2 separate regions of the Homo sapiens genome follow, and region 2 is linked to region 1. A link is an interaction called in ENCODE POLR2A ChIA-PET data of the cell type or tissue named here. Cell type or tissue: HCT116. All regions are shown on one strand. Each heading gives the region's core, and the rest is flanking DNA. Links, peaks and the distances in the headings are about the cores only. Region 1 has its middle 350 kb from the start of KYNU. Region 2 has its middle 290 kb from the start of LRP1B.

The links. Peaks named below come from ENCODE experiments on the same cell type or tissue, not always from the same donor. Only the 100,000 strongest peaks of a DNase experiment are listed, where the experiment ranks them.
Region 2: POLR2A ChIA-PET joins it to region 1 with 5 read pairs; 2 of 35 experiments call an interaction of 5 or more read pairs at or near these places.

The regions. Positions count from the first base shown.
Region 1 is chr2:142,528,466-142,533,856 of GRCh38, reverse strand. No RefSeq gene overlaps it. Among named protein-coding and RNA genes, the nearest start is that of KYNU, 350 kb to the left of the region's middle. In HCT116, for the core only: no CTCF peak of the experiment used is centred there; DNase peaks (open chromatin) are centred at 2,200 and 2,396.
Region 2 is chr2:142,420,303-142,425,693 of GRCh38, reverse strand. No RefSeq gene overlaps it. Among named protein-coding and RNA genes, the nearest start is that of LRP1B, 290 kb to the right of the region's middle. In HCT116, for the core only: no CTCF peak of the experiment used is centred there; no DNase peak of the experiment used is centred there.

The DNA of each region.
Region 1 (5,391 bases), core at 216-5,215:
AATATTGTGGGCATACTTTTACTAAAAAATTTCACTATCTGAAATTCCAATTTAGCTGGGCATATTGTAGTTTTATTTGCTAAATCTGGCAACCCTAAACATTGTAACTCTTGGAAAAAGTACATACACTTTTGAGAGATATATTTATGCTAGCCAACTCTATCACACTCTCCTTAACTCTCTTGATTGATTATTTTAAATAGGAAACTCATTTGTACATAATGGATGAAGATAATTTTTATATTTATTTCTGGCCCTAACATCTCCAAAAGAACCACATGTTTTCATTTCCTGTAGTGCAGAACTCTTTAGCAGAAATCTTTGAGGCGGAGTCTCTGCGTTCCGTGGCTGCAAAGTGCAGAGCTAGGAGAAGTTCATTTGACCTCTTCACTAACCATAGCCATCAATGTATTTCCACTTCATTTATTTTTCAACCCCTGAAGTCACAGCACAAATAGAAAAACTTCAGCAGAGTAATTATATGACAGTGGGTGCAGAAAAAGGTGCCCAAAGTGACATGCATTGGAGCGTTAAAAATATTGTAATCAATGAGACTTCTTACTCAATGATATGACTCATTTGTTTTTAAATATCTTGGGGCCACGTGTGGTCCTTGACTGGAGGCAGAATCACAGCACTAGCTTTTGAGGAAACTTCATAGAGTCTTGTCATCTTTACCTCTTGGAAGAATTGTTTTCAAATAGTAATTGCTTATTTCTACCTATTAAAATTTGTGATGGTCTGGTGCATGCCTATAGTCTCAGCTGCTTGGGAGACTGAGGTGGGAAGATCACTTGAGTCCAGGAGTTTGAGGCTGCAGTGAGCTATGACCACAACTATGAACATTCATGGAACTCTAGCCTGGGCAACATAGCAAGAATCTGTCTCTAAAATAATAATAATAATAGAGTAGTCCCTGGCATATGGCATAGGCATAAGATTGTAGGCTTTAATAAATACTTTTAAAAATAAAACAAAATTTGTGATGATAAAATCTCTTGCATGAAAAAAAAAAAAGGTTATCTCCTTTTCTAGACATTTAGAAATCTTTGTCTAAAAAGGTCTTTTTTTCTTCATGTTATCTGCTTGGGCCTGTTTCCTTAATGCTTTTATCCATTTTTTTACACAGAATGACTTTAGGCTCCAGTTTTCTCATTTGTAAAATTATGATAGTAATATTTATCTCCCTTAGTTGTCATGAGGATTAAATGAGATGAATGTCAAAGTTCTTAGCTTAGTTCTGAACCACAGCAGCTTAATAGATTATTTGACACTGGCTGACTAAATGTCTTCTGATGTACTACTCATACCATTTTGCAACTTAACATTCACACACTCAGGAGCTCACACTCACACTCAGAAGCTGTTTCCTTACACATACTGATGCAGGATTTTTCTTCTTGGTCACTTTGCAAGCCAGGGACCCTTGGCCGGAGAAGCCCCACCCCGGCCTCATTAGGCCATGCTGGCATGCCTCAGCTTGCCTCTGTTATAGCTTGTACCCACATTCAGCGGTTCCTGAGCTCTTGTACTGTGCCCAAGAAGAATGAGGATATGCTAGACATTGAAGGATAAGGAGGATGAAGAATTTTACTGAGTGATGAAACAGCTTTCAGTGGAGAGGGGATGCAGAGGGGGTCCCTCTACCCAAAGGTGGGAAAGACCCCCGTGTGGCTGGGTCCGGGGCCTTTTATGGACTTGTTATGGAAAGTGCATGCTGATTGGTTTGTGAGTATGCATAAAAGGTTAAAGCAAAGACACCACTCAAAGGTGGCCACGACAGTGTAGAAAAACCAACTAGGAAAGCGTAGGTATATATAAGATAGGTGAACAGGAAGAAAGAAACAGGAAGACAAATTCTCAATTGGGTCTGAGGATTTAACTTGTAGCTTGGCTTTCAGGCTTTAAACGGTCTTCGGCTTGGAGGTGGGGTTTCACCGGGGACCCGTTCCTATCTGCCTAGGCATTTGGCTACCTCCTGTCGCTCTCAATACAATGCTTCTGACAGCAAATGTGTGGGTTTTTTACACACCAAACGATTCTCCAGCTTCCTGGGCACTTGCTGGGTGTCCCGCAGTTTAATTGAACTTTGACCCTGTCTATCTGGCATTAGCATCAGATCCCATAAGTAAAAGGGCTCAGTCCCACAAGACTGTCCTTACTTCTGATGCCGGTTGCACGTTTGAGCCTCCCATATATCTGACAGACTGGCTATAAATCCAGGGTTACTATGACACCTTCCTCCTGTTCAGTAGTTTGCTAGAATGACTCACCAAGCTCGGGAAAACACTTTGCTTACATTTACTGGCTTATCACAAAGAATACAACTCAGGAACAGACATACAGAAGAGATTCATGGGCAAGGCTTGGTCAGTGTTGCAGGAGGGAGTGTGATGCTCCCTCCTAGCACCTTGATGTGGTCACCTACCCAGAAACTCACGGAATCTTGTGGCTCAGGAGTCTTTATAGAGCTTAATCTCCCTTTCTTCCACCCTCTTCCTGGAAGTAACTCTGCAGGGCTGAAAGTTTTAACCCTCCAATTACCTGTTGTTTCTGATGATCTGCCCCATACTAAGGCTATCTAGGGGCTCTACCCTAAGTCACCATATTAACATAAACCTAGATGTGATCAAAAGATGCTTGTTAGGAGTAAGAAAAGGAGAAAAGACGCTCCTGTATCTATTCTAGTGTTTTCTGTATTTTTTCCTGTATCTTTTCCTAGTGTTTTAGGAGCCCTGTACTAAGAACTGGGGACAAAAAGACCAAATGTATTTATTATACCATAGGTATCTTCTACATAATGTTAAGTGTATAATGGTTATAATTTCAGTGTTACTATGCATTTGTTCTAAAAGACTCGGTGGCTTGTATTTACTTGTGTTTGTGTTGGTAAGCTTCTTCATAAACATTTATAAACATTCTATTACCAAATTGAAACACATTTAGATTTCTTTAACTGATGGAAACTTCAAATGAGAAGCAATCTGAAACTTGCCTAATAGTTACCCTTATTATTCGTAACAATTAAACACTTTTCAAAGAACTTGAAAAAATGTCGTATGTCTACAATGAAAGCATAATCTGAGGAAGGCAATTTGTTTAGAGTGACAGCCTGATTTGTTACAAAAATAAATCAATAAGACAAAAGATTGTCCAAATGTATCCCATCCTCTTTAAAACATTGACAGGCTGAAGAATGAGGTTTGTTCAGAATAAAATGATAGCAGGCTCATCACAATAGGTAGCATTTTCAGTAATACAAGATTCTTAGAACCACTACAGCTGGGAAAACAAATAAACATCTCAAAATTAGATATAATGTTGGTTTTCGTGTCATATAATTTGTAATATAGCACTGAGTTATTGTGACAGAGAAAAAGAAAAAAAAAGAGGGTCAAAGGGAGCAGAAAGCTTAAAAAAGAACATCAATATCCTTGTGAACTCATTTACACTTTAAGTAATGAACACAGATTTTATTTTTGAAATTTCCTATCTCCTACACTGGCCATGTTTTATGATTTCATGCAATTACCCAAAACATACGTCACAACTACTGAAGAACATTCAAGCTTAAAATGCATTTTTTTTTAGCAAGAAGATAAATATAAGAGCTATAAATATTAGTGAGATACATACCTCCTAGTATTTCATGGGTCAGAAAAATGAGTGCAAACACTTATTGAGATAGAAGAGTATTAAACAATGCAGCCTTAGTTAACAGTCTTGCTCTTGGCCCAACTGCACTAGGTATCAAGGGCTGTGATCATAATGTATTTAAAATATTCAGGTGCACAATTTACTAAATCTAGTCAAACAAAATAAATGAGTAATTACTTCATACTTAGCCTTTAATTAAAACAGAATTCTTTCTTGAAGGATAACTCATTAAAAAAAAGTTTGTTCTTCTCAAAGGAGGGTATATTTTCCCTTTCTACTGAATCAATATTAAAACCTAATGAAAAACCCTACATGCGTTACAAATACAGTGAATGAATGGAACAGGCATTGCTTTTATGAATATGGCTTACAAGAATACAGGCCTGGCATTGCCCAAGCTTGTTACAAATATCGTCCAGCTCATAATTTGAGGTCGGTGGAATCAGAAGGCAGTTCATTATTATGAGCATGTTTGAGATTAAAAGGGAAAAAACAATGATGGCTGGTTTGGATGAGTTATCAAATAGACTCAAGGAGAATATTTGACATAAGGCTTAGAGCCTAGGAATTAAAGAGCCTAGGAGAATGTGAGTAAGAGAAAATAGGTGGCATTAAATGGGTGAGTGAAGGGCAGTGTTATACGGTAATCCCTCAGTATCTACAGGGATTGGTTCCAGGATCCCCCCAACTCCCCGGGATAGCAATAACCTCAGAGGCTTAAGTCCCTTATATAAAATAGCATAGTATTAGCACATAACCTATCCACCTTCTTTCATATATTAATTATCATACCTAGTACAGTGTAAATGCTACATAGTTGCTAAGCTCTATTTTTATTATATTATTTTTATTCTTTTTTCTGAATGTGTTTGATCTGTAGTTGGTTGAATCCTCGGATGTGGAACCTGTAGATATGGAATAATTATTGTATAACATTTCTAGAAGCAAGTGTTACCATATGGGATATAATGGTTAAAAAGATGAACTTTGGATTTAAACACCTCTTGGTTTAAAACTTGATTCTTCCCTTTACTAACTGTGGGACTTGTCAGTTCTAGAAGTCTCAAGAACTTCATCTCTGAAGCAATGAAGATGATGATAGTGATATCTGTCACAAGATTTTATATCATGAAGTGAGACGTGTAAGCAGAGATTATAGCACTCATTACACATAACAGTGATAGCTCTTTCTATTTCATGGGTGGGCCACATCCATTTCAAAAAACCTGGAATGAGCAGAATGCTTGCAACTATGTAATATGCAAGGAGAAAATAAAACTGTGCAGTCAAAGGTGGATAATGATGCTCATTCAAAATAAGAAGTTAATGTGGAAAAATTTAATGATAAAACACAATGAATTTAATATATATTCAGTATGAAAAGTATCCAAACAAAAGAAATTATTATATTAAAAACACACCTGTACTTGTATGTTTATTGCAGCACTGTTCACAATAGCAAAGGCATGGATTCAAACTAACACTAATCCATCAATGGGAGATTAGATTAAAAATATGGTGTATATGTGCCATGGAATCCCATGCAGCCATAAAAAAATGAAATCATCACCTTTGCAGCAATATGGATAGATCTGGGGGACATTATTGTAAGTGAAATAACTCAGAAACAGAAAATTAAATAGCTCATGGTCTCACTTATAAACAAGAGCGAAACAAGGGGTCACATGGACATAAAGATGAAAATAATACATGGGGCGCAGTGGCTCATGCCTG
Region 2 (5,391 bases), core at 55-5,054, 110 kb after region 1:
TTGCAGTATAACTTTCATGTTTCAACATTTAAAAGGAAGACACAATGACTAAAGGGAAGTTTCTAATTTTTCCTACTCATGTTGAGCCTTTTGTGAAGGGAGTCTGCTGAAAATATTATTTAGAATGAAAAAAAGTGCAGATTATGAAAATAATATTATGCAAATGAAAAAGTAGAAAATAAAAAGAGAGAAGTAGACACAATTTGTACTTTGGTAGTGATTAGGAAAGAATGATCTGAGGAAGTGGAACTTTTGTCTAAGAGGAAGAAGGAAATCAGAGTAAGGTGAAGAATGATGGTATATGGCTTCTTAAAACCTTCCTATATTTTGTGTTTAAAGAAAATGTAACAGCTTGAATGAAAGATTGCAGGTCATATGTAGGAGAAGGGGATAAAGTAACTCAACCTCTGAAGGTAGTAGAGTATAAGACTTTTAGACCCAGTTACTTCAATAAATAAAAAGAACAAACTACAATTACAAAGAAAAATATGTACAGGGGAACGGAAAGATATGCTAATTATAATTTGAGACTAAATACTCTGTGTAGCATATACAGGCAAAAAATGCCAAGAGATAAATGTTTCCGAAATTAATTAGTCAATTAATTAATAAAACAGAAGAAAGAATAAAAAAGTAAAAGGAAACAAACTTTCAGCACACGGTTATTTAATTTTAAGCAATTGATATTCAATTTCTGTAGAAACTTTGTTGGACTGGCTTATGGGAGTTGGATTGTAAATATGTATAATATGTAAATAACTTTTAATATATTTGAAGGATTTAAAAAGAGGGATAGTAGATATGAAAGTGCTGTACAATGAATATCATTACAGACACTAGGAATGTTGAAAGGAATACCCAAAGAACATTTCCAATTCTTATCTCATATCATCTGCTTATATGTATTTAATTTCCCACAGAGGGTCACTTTTAAAATATAAGCCATTCCTTATTGAATTTACTTTTTCAACTTATCTTTTTTCAAAGCACTACCTCTTAGGATTTTTATATAGTGGGATTCATTTGCCTGCTTTTCTATGTTTATGTTTATTGTTTTTGTCATCCAAAGATTCTAAAAAGCAGGAAGCATAACCATTTACATTGCCAAGTCCGGAAGAAGTAAATATTATCATACAATAATGATTGTCAGAGATTAATTCACTGGGTGATATTTAAAACAATTCCATTTTGGAAAAGCAATTCAATTTCAATTTCTTATCCAGCTTTCATCTTCTAGTAAAATTCATGGTAAAACCGGATAAGTCTTTTTAATATGTAGTCAACTCTCAATTACCCTGCAAATCTTGCTTGCAAACACTGAATGTTCTTACAAAGATGTCACTTTGACCACATTTTAAGAATCCTCAGTGGCTCTCAGTCATTGAAGAAAGGGTTTTACAAAATATGGGTCCCAAGTTTATGGCTTTAAAAGAAATACCAACAACACCATGGCATAACTATGAAACTCCTTTTTGTTTTTACTGTGATTCAATTTTGCCAGAACTACTCGTTATAAAATTTCTTCAGCCTGTCTCATGTACTTTTGCATGCTCATTATTTTGCTTAGAACCCACTTGTTAGAATAGCACATTATTGCAATGTTTCTTCATGTCAGTGATAATCCAAAAATTTCAACAGAATAAGCATCAGTTCTATGTACTGATATTTTAGAACACATTTTATAATAAAAAAGATCAAGATTACCTTAAATGTACATCAGAAACTAAGATTTGGGGGAAAGAAAAGAGAACAGGCAATACTCTCAAATGGAAACCGAATAGTGACCCAACTGCCAAGTTTTGTCCATTGGACTTCATAAGAATCTCTACACACTGCACTGTCAACAGGATAAGCCCCAGCATTTGCATTATAGTTTCAAAGCTCATTCCAGCAAAGCTATATTCAGTAGGCAATTTCCCCTGTAGATAGCATGTGCAGTTTCATTTTACCTGTCTTCAGACTGACACTTTGCTCATTATAGTAGTAAAAAATACAACCCTGGATGGAGATTTAATTTGCTAATGAGACAAACAATGTATGAATAAGCATGTACAGCTGTGTATGTGCACCCAGAGGACCACCCAGGACATGCTTACTAGTGACACTTCTCCCTCCCTTCTTATGAATAATCATGTAAGACCCCCATAAAGGGAGTTTCCCAAGTAACAGTCCACACTGTCTCATCCTTAGGAGCAGCCTGTCTGAATTGTCTCTCATAATGTACTATCTATTCTGTGCCTAACTTTCAGATTATTCTTTGTTTTTTGCAATAAATTGCACTATACTGCATCTTCTTTGCTGTGTGTCTCTTGTTTAAATTCCTTTAAACCAAGAAGATAAGAACTGAGGTTTCACAACAACTGTCAACAACTACAGACCACCATCATTTCTTGCCTGGATTCATGAAGAACACTTTGCTATCTGGTTCCTAGTCACTCCTCTATTTCTTCTGTGAACTCTCTGCCTTCATCCCTCAGTGCTATTGGCAGGTGTCTGAAACTACCCTGTTTCCTATATCTCCAGGCATTTGCCCATCCTGTTTCTTCGGTGTGTATTGCCTTTCCCAATGTTGCTTTCTTTCTACTGTTTTCATGCTTCAGGACAGGGCTTAAATACTACTTCTTCCAAGAACAAAACAATGTTCCTAGGGCTGCTGTAACAATGTACCACTAACAGGGTGGCTTAAACAATAGAAATTTATTGCTTCACAGTTCTGGAGGGCGGAAGTCCAAGATCAAGCTATTGGCAGGCTTGAGTACTGTGAGGGAAAACCTGTTCCATGCCTCTCTCCTGGCTTCTAAAGATTTGCTGGCTATTTTTTGCCATTTTCTGGCTTGTAGATGCATCACCCTGATCTCCATCTTCATCTTCATATGATATTTTCCCTGTGTGTGTGTGTGTGTCTCTCTCTCTGTAAATTTCTCATTTTTACAAGGGCACCAATTATATTAGATTAGGGCCCACCCTGTAGAAATCCTATCTCCAAATAAGATCACATTCTTAATTACTGGGGGTTAGGGGTCAAACATTTCTTTTCTTAGTGGAGACATAAACACAAAACAAATAAATGTGCTAGTCCTTCCAGGAAACCTGCTAGATTACTATTTAAATTTCAAAGCCTTTTTGTGTTATTGTTCATGTATCTCAGGATTGAAATTATCTGCTTATGTATTTATCTCCCAAGTAGACTATAAGAAGATTAAAAGAGAGAAGACACTGTAAGGTTTATATTTTTTAGCACAAAAGGGGCAAAAGCATTTGCTTAATAAATAAATAAACGGACCCTTGGAATTTCAAATAAATTTTAATTTACCTTGAAAAATATTTTTACAAGATATTACAGTAGACATGCGGTGGGATTCAGAGTAATTTCCATCACAACATGACTTTTGATCTTGGCAAGTGGCATGTCTACATGCAGTACATGGACATGTCTTAGAGGAAACACAAGGTATAATTATGCGGGTTAAACTTTAGCTATATTTTGCTCTTCCTCCATTAACAGGGCAATTCAAAAGCTTTTTAAAGAGGATTTGGAAATCGCAGAACTGCTAACAAACCAGGCGTTGAGACTGGAGTTAAGAGGTGAATTTGTATAAGCATTTTCTGGATATTATTAACCGATTTCATCTATTGGGCTAAGTGTATTTTTAAAAAATATTCATGTTCTTATGAATGTATATTCTCAAGAACTACAGGATTGTTATAGTTATGAATACATAGAATGAGTATGGATGTATTAAGTTGATGATTCAGATTTTGAGCAACATTCAAAGAATCCACATGGCAGCCAGAGTGTCCTTGTCCTTAAAAATCTACATTAAATTGATTGAACCCCCATTTTATAAGATGAAGAAAGTTCAGACTCCCCACTGTTTTAAAATATTGTGGGGGACTTGTACTCCCATAACCAATTCTAGCCATATCCCTATTTCCAAAGAATTATATCAATTTATGAACTATGTTTCTCTTAACTAGGTGTGGTCTGTATTCAGTTGTGAATTGTTGAAATTGATATAAAACTTACTCTCCCTTAAGATTAAGAATCAACACACACACACACACACACACACACACACACACACACACCAGGCCCTGTGCCACTGGAAAACCTTAAAAATGTTCTGGGGACATAGAAGAGCATTAAACATTATATAGGAAAATAGATATTCTTCTCTTAAACCCTTTTTCAGTTGACAGCCTTGAGGGGCTCTCACTTGCCTTTTAATCACATTGAAAACAGTGTTTTCCCCATCCTTCTCCCCATCCTACCACTTCACCCCCTCATTCTCTTTGTACCTCCAGTCTACATTTATCTCAAATTCTTTATATCTTACACTAAATTCGACTTCCCCCAGTTCAGATATCTAGCTTCAGCTTATTGTTGCTTACCTAACACCCATCAGAATATTTGTGCAAACAAAAGCAATAATCTGTTTAGCAATGTGAAATCAGAGACTCTGAGGGTCTCAATAAGATCACTGTATTAGAAAGGTCCTATGATAGGAAAGAGATTATTTTTCTTTTCTTAGAATTAGAAGCCAAAATTTTGATTTTGTTTTTCCTCAATGTGTATACCTTTAATATATGCAAATATGAAACAATAAGACATATTTACTTGTGATTGCTCTTAACTGAATCCAATTCTATGTCTCATCCAGTTCTATGCCCCAGCACCACTCCCAGGTAAAAAAGAGCTTCGACTCTCAGACTCTCAGATCTCTTTATAGGTAAAGAATGAATCAGAGAGTAGGATAGAACTAGAGAAACCAAAAGCAAAGAAGGGAGGATTTAGCAAAGTACATAGATCAAACTATTTAATAAAGAATGAGGAGAGAGCAGAAGAGGAGAGGCGGTAAAGAGAAAAAAAAAATATAGCACTTGCTGGAAATTGAAAGACAGCCTCACAGGAGCAGACCTCAGCAGCTGCTAAGGATAAGTACTAGGGAGGGAGAAGAAAGCTCCTGAGCAGTCTTGCACTGTAATTTGGATCCCCTTTAATGTTCTTAGAGACTGCAAACAAAGACTGCAATTTTCTTTTTAATTATGACTTCATGGCTCAGCTGTCCATCTTTGAATGTAATTCCACAGGTGAGAACAGGACAGAAGTCTCTAGGATTTGTTAGAATCACCTTTACAAGGCCAGGCACAGAGGCTCATGCCCGTAATCTCAGCACTTTAGGAGGCCAAGGCGGGCATATCACCTTAGGTCAGGAGTTCGAGACCAGAGTGGCCAACATGGAGAAACCGCCCCCCCACCCCCCACCCCCATCTCTACTAAAAATACAAAAATTAGCTGGGAATAGTAGCAGGAACCTGTAATCCCAGCTACTCAGGAGGCTGAGGCAGGAGAATCGCTTGAACCCAGGAGGCAGAGGTTGCAGTGAGCTG